Linked DNA regions of Homo sapiens: all the other regions are linked to region 4. The links are chromatin contacts, found by Hi-C or POLR2A ChIA-PET in ENCODE. All regions are on one chromosome and are shown on one strand. The core of a region is the stretch at or near the end of the contact, and the rest is flanking DNA. Distances in the headings are between cores, read along the strand shown. Region 1 holds the start of SAR1A (secretion associated Ras related GTPase 1A). Region 2 holds the start of VDAC2 (voltage dependent anion channel 2). Region 3 overlaps PALD1 (phosphatase domain containing paladin 1). Region 4 holds the start of P4HA1 (prolyl 4-hydroxylase subunit alpha 1).

Region 1 (2,700 bases), core at 177-2,676, 2.9 Mb before region 4:
CACTGGCCTCATTTAACAAGATAAAGATGAGGATACTCCTAGTTTTGCTGAGTCCTTTAAGACGGCTCAGTTGAAAAAGTAATAGTGCCAGGGCTTAAACCCTCATCTCTAACACCAAAGCCTAAGCTCTTCCTGTTAACAGTACATAAAATTCAAACCCAAACCACAAAATTGCTGGGGAAAAAAAAAAAAACTAAAACTTCTTTAACCCACCAACTACACAGAGGATGATCTTCCGAAGTTCTCTTCCTTACAACTCATCACATCTTTTGAATGGTATTTTAATAACTAGCATTCTATTTATTTTCTATTCTTGGTCCATTGTACCACCTTACGAGAAGTTAAGAGTAATCTAAAATTTAAGGTAGGTCTCTAAACTATCAACAAAACACTATTAATGTACCTAAAATGAAAACTTGCGAATTCCAGGGCTAAATGATTCAAACAAATGTTAATAGAAAAGGAGGGCACCAATCTGACCATTAGCCAATTTAAAAATTTACGCATTACTTGTTATACATAATCAGGGCAACTTTAAGACGCCATTCCAGGCAGATTTGGGGTAGTAGGCGGCTGGCTTTTAGCTAACTCTGCTTAGCTGCGGGGTAAATGTCAAAGGTCAGCCCCATGGCGAATCTCCCTAAGCCCCCTGTCGCAACCGAAGCCGATGGAATCAACAAGACAAAGATGCTCCTGACCCACTGGCTAGAATCGTGAAGAAAACGCTAATCCATGTCAAATGCACATAAGGAAATTTTTCCATGCAGAGACCAGACAGGGGAAAAGGGGAAGGGAGAAGGAGAAAATACAGGGTTCGACCCGGGCCATCGGAAGACAACCAAGCGCTGACTTGGGGGTAAGCCCTGGACTAGGGGCCTGTAGACCAGGTTCGAGCGCTCACACTCGCTAACTGCGGAGCCTTGGCCAGCCTCAGTCTCCGAGTCTACAAAACAAGGATAATCATAAAGGGCTCCCACCCGCCTCACCGAGGGCTGTGAGGCTCTTCCGAGACAGAGGACATGGAGCCATTTCGTAAACCGGAGCGCACGGTACAGACAAGAAACTGTTATCCGGCCCAGCAGCTGCGAGACCCCCGAGCGGAATGCAAGTGGACCCCAGGCAAAGAGGACAGCAGGGGACGGAGCAGATCTGGCCAAGTTGTCCCGTCCCCGCCCAGAATCAGCCCCGCGGCCCCACAGAACCGCCTGCGTGTCACTTCCCCCCCACCCAACCCCGCCAGGGCCAGCCTCCGCTCCGACCTCCCCGCCTTCCGTCCCAGCCCCTCGAGCCCCAACTCCCCTCCCCGACGCGACCCTCAGACTCACGGCCTGAGGGGCTCCTCCGGCAAAACAGCGGCTGGCTCGGACCCTCCCTCAGAGCACACTAACCAGCAGCACCCGGGACCGCCAGCTACTCGCCGGATGTACGTCACACCCCTCCCCGGGACTTCCGGGCGCGTAATGGGCCCCGCCCCCTCACAGCGTTACGCCTCTCTGCCCCGGTGCCGTCCCACCAGCGACTCGGGCCGCGGAGGGGCGGGCATAAGGCGTGACAAAGCGCGCTCGGGGTCTGGCCCCGCCTCGGCCCCGCCTGCTCCCGTCTGGCTAGCTGACCGCGCGAGACGTGGCAGCGCCGGAACCCTGGGTCCGGGGCTGGGTCCTGGAGTCCCTGAGCGGCCTGGTACACTCGGGATCGCGGCTTCCCATTCCAGACGCACCAGGAAAGTCAGAAGTGGGTACCGACGGTGACATAGGTCCTGGGAAAGATGAGTTGACCTTGGGGCCCTCCACTTGAGGTGGATCCCTCCAAGCTTTTGCTTTTTTTCTTCCTTGCTTTTTTTTTTTTTTTTTTTTTTTTTGAGGCGGAGTCTCACTTTGTCGCCCAGGCTGGAGTGCAGTGGCGCGATCTCGGCTCACTGCAACCTCCACCTCCCGGATTCAAGCGATTCTCATACCTCGGCCTCCCGAGTAGCTGGAACTACAGGCGCATGTCACCACACCTGGCTAATTTTTTTGTATTTTTACAGAGACAGGTTTCACCGTGTTGGCCAGGCTGGTCTCGAACTTCTGACCTCAAGTGATCCGCTGGCCTCGGCCTTCCAAAATGCTGGGATGAGAGGCGTGAGCCACCGCGCCCAGCTGCTTTTGCTTTGAGTCGCACTTCCTTGCCCTGGGGTGGCCTATGTTTTAGAAAAACAGAAAAACAGCTAATATTTATTGTGCACTTATGTTCCAGGCAGAGCACTGGGTACTTTGCACGCTTTGTCTAATTTCACCGTCATTGGAGTCCTGTGACTCCAGATGCTAGTATTATCCTTATTGACAAATGAGAGAGCAATGTTCAGAATAACCTACCATGCCCAAGTTCACACAGCTAAGTGGCAAAGCAACGTGTTCACCCCAGTATATTTCGCATGCATTTTCTCATTTAATTCTCAGGACAGTCCCACGAGATTGGTACTATTATTACTCTCATTTTACAAATAAAACAGTCTAATGGAAAGATGAATGACGTCTGTGGGTTCATGAAGATCTCAATTCTCCTTTAGTAAAATTTAAATTTAACATAATCCCAATAAAAGTACTAATAGGATTAATAGGTCGTGTGTGGTTTCGTTCTTTTTTTTTAATTACCCTATTTGTTCCTAAAATTCGTATAGAAAACCAAACAAAACTAGTCCAGAAACAGGCTTTCAAAATG
Region 2 (2,700 bases), core at 22-2,521, 2.1 Mb after region 4:
TCCCAATTAGCTGGGACTACAGGCGCCAGCCACCACGCCCGGCTATTTTTTTTTTTTTTTTTTTTTTTTTTGGTAGAGGCAGGGTATTACTATGCCTAGGCTGGTCCGGAACTCCTGAGCTCAGGCGATCCGCCCACCTCGGCATCCAAAAGTGCTGGTATTACAGGTGTGAGCCACCGCGCCCAGCCTGTTTGGGGATCTGGCTAGCATCTGTTTCTCTCCTGATTTCTTGGAAGGTCAGATAAAGATCCTAGCTTTGGCGTGGTAGTGTGAAACTTCAGCATGAGTAACCCCATTTTGGTTTGGTCTGATGGGCCTAATGCAGGAGGTCAGTCTAAACTAACGGTCTCCCATATACATTTTATCTAATAGCTCTGTCACCCTTCCTGCACACCCGGGGAACTCGGGTGCGGCATTCTAACGCCTGCTCAGCATGATTCCACATTTTCTCCAGGCCCATAATCCAGAGGAGGTTGGGCCCGGAGCAGGCTTGCCTCGCCAAGCTCCGGCTCCGTGCGTGTGTGAAGCAGTGCCATGCCTGAGTGGGGAGGAGCCGCGGAAGAGAAAGCGTAAGGCGGCGTGGAAATGGGTGGGGCACGCTAGGACCCGCTCACATTTGTTCAGGGAGAGGCAGTCCCAAAAAGCCTCTCAGGCACACAACCCAGCACAGCAAGGCAGTCACACCAAGGTGGGAAAAGAGGGCAGAAGAGCGCGAGGGGCTGGAGGTGGCGCCCCTGTGTCCCACTCGTTCTCCCTGGGCTGGGAAAGAGAAGCGGTCCCTCAGAAGCGCAGGCTGCGCTAGCTTAGGATGGACGTGGGTAACGCTCAGCTGACTCCCCGCAGGCACCCTATGCAGGGCTTTGTTTCGGGGGGGAACCCGCACCAGCGCGTAAGGGGAGTAGGAGAGATCTACGTGACCCTGGTGCGCAGCCGCGCCCTATCGCCCCGGCCACGCGCCGACGCCCCGCCCCGTCCGTGACGCGTTCGCGCGGGGCCTCCGCCCCATCCCCCTCCCAGGCGGTCCCCAGCGCGCTGCCTCCGCCGTTCCCCGCCCCCTCGCCTCTGAGGCTGCCCGGATAGCTGCCTGATCCAAGGCCCAGCAGCTTCTGCCTTCCGGATCCCCACCGACGGACGGAGGCAGCCCACCTGCAGGACCGGGGCGCTGTCGGTCCACGTGGCCGCTCTGGAGCAGGTTGGAGTTGGCAGCGGGCTGCGCTGCAGGGACAGGCGCGGCGGACAGCCCCGGGGGCAGCGGCGGGGTCCTGTCTGGGAGAGGACAGGGTTGCGGCGGGCGGAACGGTGTCTCCTTCACTTCGCCCTCCAGCTGCTGGAGCTGCAGCCCGACCGCGAGCGTGCCAAGCGGCTTCAGCAGCTAGCGGAGCGGTGGCGGCGGCCCCCCTCAGGACACCACCAGGTACCGCCGCGCCCGCCTCACGCCGACCCAGGGGCCTAGGCCGCGGCGGCCAAGCCGGAGGCCCGCGCCGGACTCGGAGTCGGCCCTGGCTTCCTAAGATGGCCGCGCTGCCCCGCGGCCCCTCGCCCCTCTCTGCCCGGGATCTCCCTTTGGCCCTTTGACCCCAGCTTACCGCACTTCTTGTCCCTCCCGCAGATTCCCCTCTTCCCGCGGCCTCGCCATGGCGACCCACGGACAGACTTGCGCGCGTCGTAAGTAAAGCTGGGATCTCTGCGGGATGGGGCGGCGGAGAGTCGAAGCCTGTCGACCAGAAACCCAGTTTGTTTCCCCCTATCTTTCCAAGAACTTGGAAATTCGGCTGCTTTTGGTGGTCGCCCCACCGTCTGACCACCTCCTCTGCGGAGGAGGGGCTGGGCTGCTGGATTTCAAATGGGGAACAAGGCCCGGGGAGTTGGTCTGTGGCCGCATGGACTTTTCAGCCTTTGTACATGTCTTTGACGTATAGAAGTAAAAAGTTGTTAATTGGGGATTCTGCCTTTGGAGGATCGGATCAATCACTTTTCTAGAGGAAGTAGCAGTCCCTCTTGTGAGAGCGCAAGGTCATTACTTGTGCTCCTAAGGGCGTGGACGTGCTTTGTGGAATGAATGAGCTGGTGTAATGAGCTCAGATTGCCTGCCCTTAAGCAGCACAGCATTGGCCGAGGACTTGAGAGTCACATTAGTAAGTTTGAAGCGCTATTTGATATTTAGTTGATGTAGACATTTGAGTGAAACACACATGGCAGTATTTTTTCCAAGTTTCAATATTTAAATTCCCAGTATTAAATTCTCTTCCCACTCCAGGGTGTTGGTTTTCCCCTCAGCGAAGATATTAAAGGACGTATCAGGGTAAAGGGCCTAGTCTTAGGTTTCGGTTTTATCTAATTTAGTTAAATCAGCTCATCTCAGTGAATTTTGGCAGATACATAAATATCCATACACACAAATACTTGTTTGATTCTTTGTACTTGTCCAGTCCTAGGAAGTGAGGCTGTAGGTAATAGACTGTTTTTCCGTTTTGAAACGAATTCCCCAAGTTTGTATAATCATGGTTATCTGTTTTAGAAATAATTCGTTGGTGGTATCTCCTTTATGGGTCGTTATAGTTCTATTGTAGCTCCTGACCGCATAAAAAACATTCCAACAAATGGGATTGCTTGAATTTTAATATCAGCAGTGGGTCATGCTCTTGTTCTTGGATAGAAGGTGGGAGAATAGAGACATTAACACTGGAATGTTTTTTTTCT
Region 3 (2,700 bases), core at 94-2,593, 2.6 Mb before region 4:
ATAAACAGGAAGAGGGAGAAACTTAAAAATATTTTTCTTCCTCTCCCGTGGCCTGGCATTTTCTCCCTGCTCCTCCCTCTGCCACTGGAGGTTTGAGGTGGTGGAGTGCTTGCTCCCCTGCCCGAAGCTGCCCGGGGGCCTGGAGAGCCACAGCTGGCAGGTGCAGGTTCATTCTTGTGGGTTTTGTTTTGCCTGATGGGCTGGTGTGAGCCTAGGCATTCAGGGCCAGACGGCCTGAGTTTGAATCTTTGCTCCACTGTTTCTTTGCTGTGGGTTCTAGGCCAAGTCACTCAGCCTCCTGATGCATCAGAATGGCCACAATCTGTAGCTGCAGGGCTATTTGGAGAAATGATATGGCAGTGACTCTTTGTCACGCTCCAGCTGTGACACTCAGGTGGATCTGTACAGGGGTTTTCTCAGTTAGTCCTCATGGCCTCAGAGGTGGGTGTGGGCATGGACTTCACTGACAGGTGTTGAAGCATAGAGAGGTGGAGCTTCAGTCAGGGGCATCAGGCTGGTCGTGGTGGAGCTAAGGCTCGAGCCCACACAGTCTGCATTCAACGCCCTGCTTGCTCATTGGTCTGGTGTGTGGTACCTTGGCACGTGGTACTATTGGAACTGTGAACTTCTTTCTTAGTTTGGGGTTGGTGGGGTGAGCTTTGCACCCCAGATGTCCCAGAGCAGTACCCACCCTGTTGCTCAGGTGCCTCCACATGGTGCCTCCTCCCTGCAGCCCCACTAGGTGGACACAGGCCGTGGTCGTGCTTCTCTCCCATTGCCACAGCTGGGCAGCACATCACACCCCGCAGAGCAACACCTAAGATCCTGGCATGGTCCCCAGGGACTGGGGTTCGGCCTACCCCACCTCATCCTATATTCTGGCCTCACAAGCACCTTAATTCTTCCCACAATACTATACAGGAGGCACCTCTCTCTATGCTGCTCCCTCTGTGCAGAGTGTGCTTCCTCCCCCTTCCGGTCTATCAAATGTTGCTCATCCTTTAAGTCCCAGCTCTGTTCCTTTTTCGGGAAGCCTTCCCAGAGTTCCCGACCATTAGTTAACGTCTTCCGCCACTGTGCAGCTCGGTATAATGGGAAAGGTGCTGGAGTCCCTGCGCTTCTGTCAGCCTCTCTGTGCCTCAGTTTCCTCATCTGTGGATTGGGGATTATAGGGGTGGGGGAAGGAGAAAGCTTGGACTCTCTTGCTCTGGTCCGTGTGGAGTTGGCTGGAGCCGGTGCAATATGGCCCTCTTAGGGTTAAGTTCCTCCCATGCCAGGGGCGGAAGTGAAGAGGACAATGTGTGAAATGAAGTCACTTCCCTGCCGGGGGTCTGCCGTGTGCCTGGCCTTCTGCAGTAAATCCTGTTTCCTCCTTGGCCTCTGTATGCCCACCCATTCCTGGCTCCCATGACCCCACAGGCCACCAGCAGGTGGGGGCTCCTGATGGAATGTTGGCCTGTCTTTCATCCGGCAAGGTCACTTCCTGTCTGGATAAGCCATCCCACCTTTCCTGCCACTGAGGGAGGCTACATGAGGTCAAGTGCAATGCCCAGCCTGCTCCTTTTACTCCTGGGGATGCTGAGGCCCAGGGAGGGGAGAGAACTTCCTGGGGTCAGGCCTCCAGACCACACTCCAATTGTGGGGAGGACTGTGTGGGCCAGGGTGCCTCCTGTGGTTGTTTCTGGGGAAAACCAGGCCTCACAGGCCTGCTGCATGAGGTGAGGAAGTTTCTCGGCCTCCCTGGGCCTCCATGGAACCTGGGGGAACCTGAGTGTAAGAACCATCCTGAGAACTAACCTGGTCTGGCCAGGACATCATGGCCTTATTTAACCTTCACTGCCCTGCAGGAGAGCGAGGCTCAGAGAGGCCAAGCCATGGGCCTCTGGTGAGGGACAGCGCTGGCGTCTACGCAGCTCCTTCTTACCCCACTGGCCAGTTTTCCCATGAGAAGGTGTTGAGCGTTCCAGCAGTGGCACCTCGGGAGCGTCCTCACCCCGTGGGGTCAGGGTCCCTTGGGCTGTGAAGCTGTTGCAGAACCATGGTTGCTGGTGTCAGTGGCCACTGTGTAGTTCTTTTTTGTCTTTCTTTTTTTTCTAAATAGTGTATGTTTACTGTAGGGAAATGAGAGAAAATAAAGATATCCAGGAAGATGAGAAAAATCATCTGAGATCCCATTTTTCAGAGATAAGTACGGTTCACCATTGATGTTTTGAGATTTGTCCTTCCAGACATTTTTACTCTGTGTGTGTGTGTGTGTGTGTGCGTGCGTGCATGCATACCTGTGTTCATGCACATTTGTATACAAGAGGCCTCCCCCTTTTTAATGGAACAAAACTCTAAAATCCTGTAGTGTCTTTTTTTTTTTAAACTAGACATATAGTAGATATTTTTCTACATCAGTAAATAAGCTGCTATTTCATTCGAAGTTTGACATCCATAAAAGAGCCAAGGACAGTGGCTCATGCCTGTAATCCCAGTGCCCTGGGAGACTGAGGCAGGAGCATTAGTTGAGGCCAGGAGTTCGAGACCAACCTGGGCAACATAGTGAGACCCTCATCTCTACAAAAAATACAGACTCCTGTATCCCATCACCACACCCTCTTCCTGCTCTCAACAGGACTTCTTGCCTGACTTCCAACATTATAGACTAGTTTTGCCTGTTTTTGAGTTTTAGATAAATGGAATCATGTAGTATTTGCT
Region 4 (2,700 bases), core at 82-2,581:
AAAAAAGAGTAAAAAATTGATGAAAGAACGCTGCTGCCACGTCTTTGCCCCTCCCCCCTTCACGTAGTGGCTATTTCATCCCCTCCGAGTGCATTCCAAGCGAAAGTCCGAGAACCACTGCTCTCGGAGAAACCAGAAACAGTTAAGTGGAAATTGGCAAGTCTCTTTGGCCTTTTAGATCAATTCCTAAAAGAGGATCTAGCTGCTTCTTCAACCCTTTCTTAAAGAAAACAGTGCAAAATTCCAAGAGTCTTCACTCTATCCGGAACGCGTAAGATGTTAGTGTCTAAACATTGAATTTGTATGTAACAGAGTCGATTATTTAGGAGAAAGAGTCTCACAGTTATCATACCATCCTTCCTCCCCATTGAAACATACATCCGGGGGCCAGCCATGTAATCCAACTCAAAATCCTCACACAACCATGGAATTTGTTGGACTGATGTGGACTTTTAAAAGCTGCAAATTCTCGGCAGAGAGAGACAGAGAGACAGAGATTGAGAGAAGAGCTCTTGTCTCTTTTTAAAAAAAGTTATGGGGAAGAAGAGGGAAGGAAGCTTCCCTGACGACGAGGTGACCTGAGAGCCTACTTCCTCGGCGCTACGAGCAGAAAGCTCGGCGCCCCGGGCTACGTCTGGCAGCTAATGCTGCACCGCTGCGCGCAACAGATGAGTTCAGCCGGAACTTTCTGGGGAGGTCCCCCCAGCTCCCGGCGACTTTCGATAGGGCAAAAATGCCTGGCGCGCTGCGGATCCAGCTCCAAGCCTTAAAATCCGCTCTCCACCGCCACATGCGAACCATCTGCGGCTGTGGCGGCCAAAAGCCCACGCCCCGCGCTTGCGTTCCCCTTAGCCTCGTTAGGGAGGACCAGGTGCAGGGGAACTTGGAAAAAAAAAAAAGCAACAGAGTGATTCCTCCCCGGGAAGGAAAATTCAAGAAAGTCCTGGTCCCTAGGGCGGGGACTGAGGCTGCAGCAGCCCCAGCGGTCCGAGGCGCACTAGGGACAGAGGTGGGAAGGGGGGCACGAAGGAGCGCGGGCGCCGGGAGTCGCGTGGCGCAGGGAGAGGGGCCGAGTCTCCCGAGGGGAAGGAACCGAGGCTGCTGTGGTAACCTGGGGAACCCCCGCCCCAGAAGTACCACCACAGCGGGAAGGAATGGATCGCCGCAGCCGTCCGAGAAGGTCCACGGCTGCCCAGTGGCCTCAGTCTCCGGGATCGAGGGAGCGTCTCACCTGGAAAGTGGGACGAGAGGGCGGCGCGCTCTTCAGCCCCCAGTCGCCTCCACTCGGAGCGGCTACTTCCTACCCTCAGCCCGCTGGCGGCGCGACTGGGCAGCAGAGGGAGCCCGTTAGCCCTTTTATAACCTCTAGGCCGCGATGGCAGCGCCAGGGAGGAGGCGACTGCAGCCCTCGCTACGTGAGCTCGATCACACCAGCGCCCCGGCGACTGCGCAGGCGCCAAGCCCGTGCCTCCCTGCTGCCCCCACCCGTGGCCGGCCCGTGGAGTCTGAGGCCGAGAGGAGTGGCTGGGACCGGCCGCCGTGGTGTGGGTAAGCGGGAGTGGGATGTAACGCGCCTGCGCAGGGTTCTCGCCCCGCCACCGTTACCGTGGTTACCACGGGGTTTCCCCCGCTCCTGTTCAGTTTGCCTCCTTGATTTCAGGGTCCGCGTCAGGCCTAAGCGACGAGGCCGCCGGCAATAAAGTATCTTAAAAATGAGAAGAGGAACGTGGGAGTGTAGAAAATAAAGCAGAATTTTTCTAGGGTGGAAAATAATAGAGATTCAGTCTTGGTATCTCAGCTGTCTTGTTCCTCTCACATCTCAGCACTCATTTTATACTAATCGTGCTCTATCTCCTACCTTTATACCTTATCAGTAGATAATAGACTAAGAGCTCCAGGGTCAGGTTATCTCAATTCAAATCCTGCCTCAATCCTGTGTGTAACACTAGGCATTAACAACCTCTCCGTATCCGTTTACTCATCTGTAAAATAGAAATGACGGTACTACCCATCTTGTAAGATTCTTGTGAGAATAAAATGAGATAATGTATGTAAAGCACTTAACACATGCCTCACACACAGAAATGACTTAGTAAATATTAGATTCTCCAGTAACATTAATTTATATAAGGCACCCAATGTTGCGTTTGATCTTAGTCTAACATTTGCCTTAGTTATAAAGTAACCCCAAACCAAGGGTTTCTTTATATCTCCCTGTACTATGAGGGAGAATACAATGAAGAAGATAATTTTTTCCTTGTCAGTTAAAGAGAAAAATGAGTTGCTAAGACTTGTTATTCATTAAGAATTGTGGTTTCTAAAGTTTTCCATGTATGCTAAAAAGTATAGCAATAATTAACATTTGACTTACGCAGGAGGTGAGTGATTATATAGCTACAGAAAGAGAGAGAGGGTACTCTGGGAGCACTAGGCAACTAAAAAGTAGATATAATGATGTCTAAATCAATGGTTCTGAAAGCGTAGTCAGGGAATCCATAAGGTCAAAATTATTTTCATACTAAGACTTTATTTTCATACTAAGACTTACTGCCTTTTTCACTCTAATAACAATACAGTGAGGTCTTCCAGAGACTACATGCCTGTGATACAGATGGAACGCAGACACAGATATGAGAATCTTCTATTAGCCCAGACACTGAAGAGATTTGCAGAAATGTAAAATAATGCCACTCTTCTCAC

Evidence for each region. A loop is a pair of places that touch in the nucleus more often than their neighbours do. ChIA-PET counts read pairs that join two places held with the same protein, here RNA polymerase II (POLR2A). Pooled maps may share reads with other maps.
Region 1: a loop to region 4 is called in a map of PC-3, with 11 times the contacts of the local background. The contact joins the promoter of SAR1A here to the promoter of P4HA1 in region 4. A Hi-C loop is called at or near these places in 1 of 168 maps with a recorded cell type or tissue (PC-3) and 6 of 50 pooled maps. POLR2A ChIA-PET finds 5 or more read pairs at or near these places in 2 of 52 experiments (PC-3 and activated B cell).
Region 2: a pooled map shows a loop between it and region 4 (7-fold over the local background). The contact joins the promoter of VDAC2 here to the promoter of P4HA1 in region 4. A Hi-C loop is called at or near these places in 6 of 50 pooled maps. POLR2A ChIA-PET finds 5 or more read pairs at or near these places in 6 of 52 experiments (CD4-positive, alpha-beta memory T cell, PC-3, WTC11 and 3 more).
Region 3: a loop to region 4 is called in a map with no recorded cell type, with 8 times the contacts of the local background. The contact joins the enhancer-like site here to the promoter of P4HA1 in region 4. A Hi-C loop is called at or near these places in 1 of 37 single-sample maps with no recorded cell type and 2 of 50 pooled maps. POLR2A ChIA-PET finds 5 or more read pairs at or near these places in 1 of 52 experiments (PC-9).

Annotation. Positions count from the first base shown.
Region 1 is chr10:70,169,088-70,171,787 of GRCh38, forward strand. It overlaps SAR1A (secretion associated Ras related GTPase 1A), which reads right to left and starts at 1,427. Exons shown (of 7, transcript NM_020150.5): 1 at 1,326-1,427. RefSeq lists enhancers at 393-1,051, 1,052-1,708, 1,842-1,921 and a silencer at 1,352-1,711.
Region 2 is chr10:75,209,525-75,212,224 of GRCh38, forward strand. It overlaps VDAC2 (voltage dependent anion channel 2), which reads left to right and starts at 1,272. Exons shown (of 10, transcript NM_001391963.1): 1 at 1,272-1,414; 2 at 1,610-1,665. The coding sequence starts at 1,635. RefSeq lists enhancers at 595-1,176, 907-1,201 and silencers at 846-1,155, 1,176-1,545.
Region 3 is chr10:70,499,574-70,502,273 of GRCh38, forward strand. All of the region lies in intron 1 of PALD1 (phosphatase domain containing paladin 1), which reads left to right. Among named protein-coding and RNA genes, the nearest start is that of PALD1, 22 kb to the left of the region's middle. RefSeq lists enhancers at 1-127, 128-887. Within about 2 kb of position 1,344, at least 8 of the 41 ENCODE cell types and tissues checked have a DNase peak (open chromatin) inside an H3K27ac peak, as active enhancers do.
Region 4 is chr10:73,095,535-73,098,234 of GRCh38, forward strand. It overlaps P4HA1 (prolyl 4-hydroxylase subunit alpha 1), which reads right to left and starts at 1,332. Exons shown (of 15, transcript NM_001017962.3): 1 at 1,232-1,332. RefSeq lists enhancers at 713-1,468, 1,713-1,782 and a silencer at 1,353-1,682.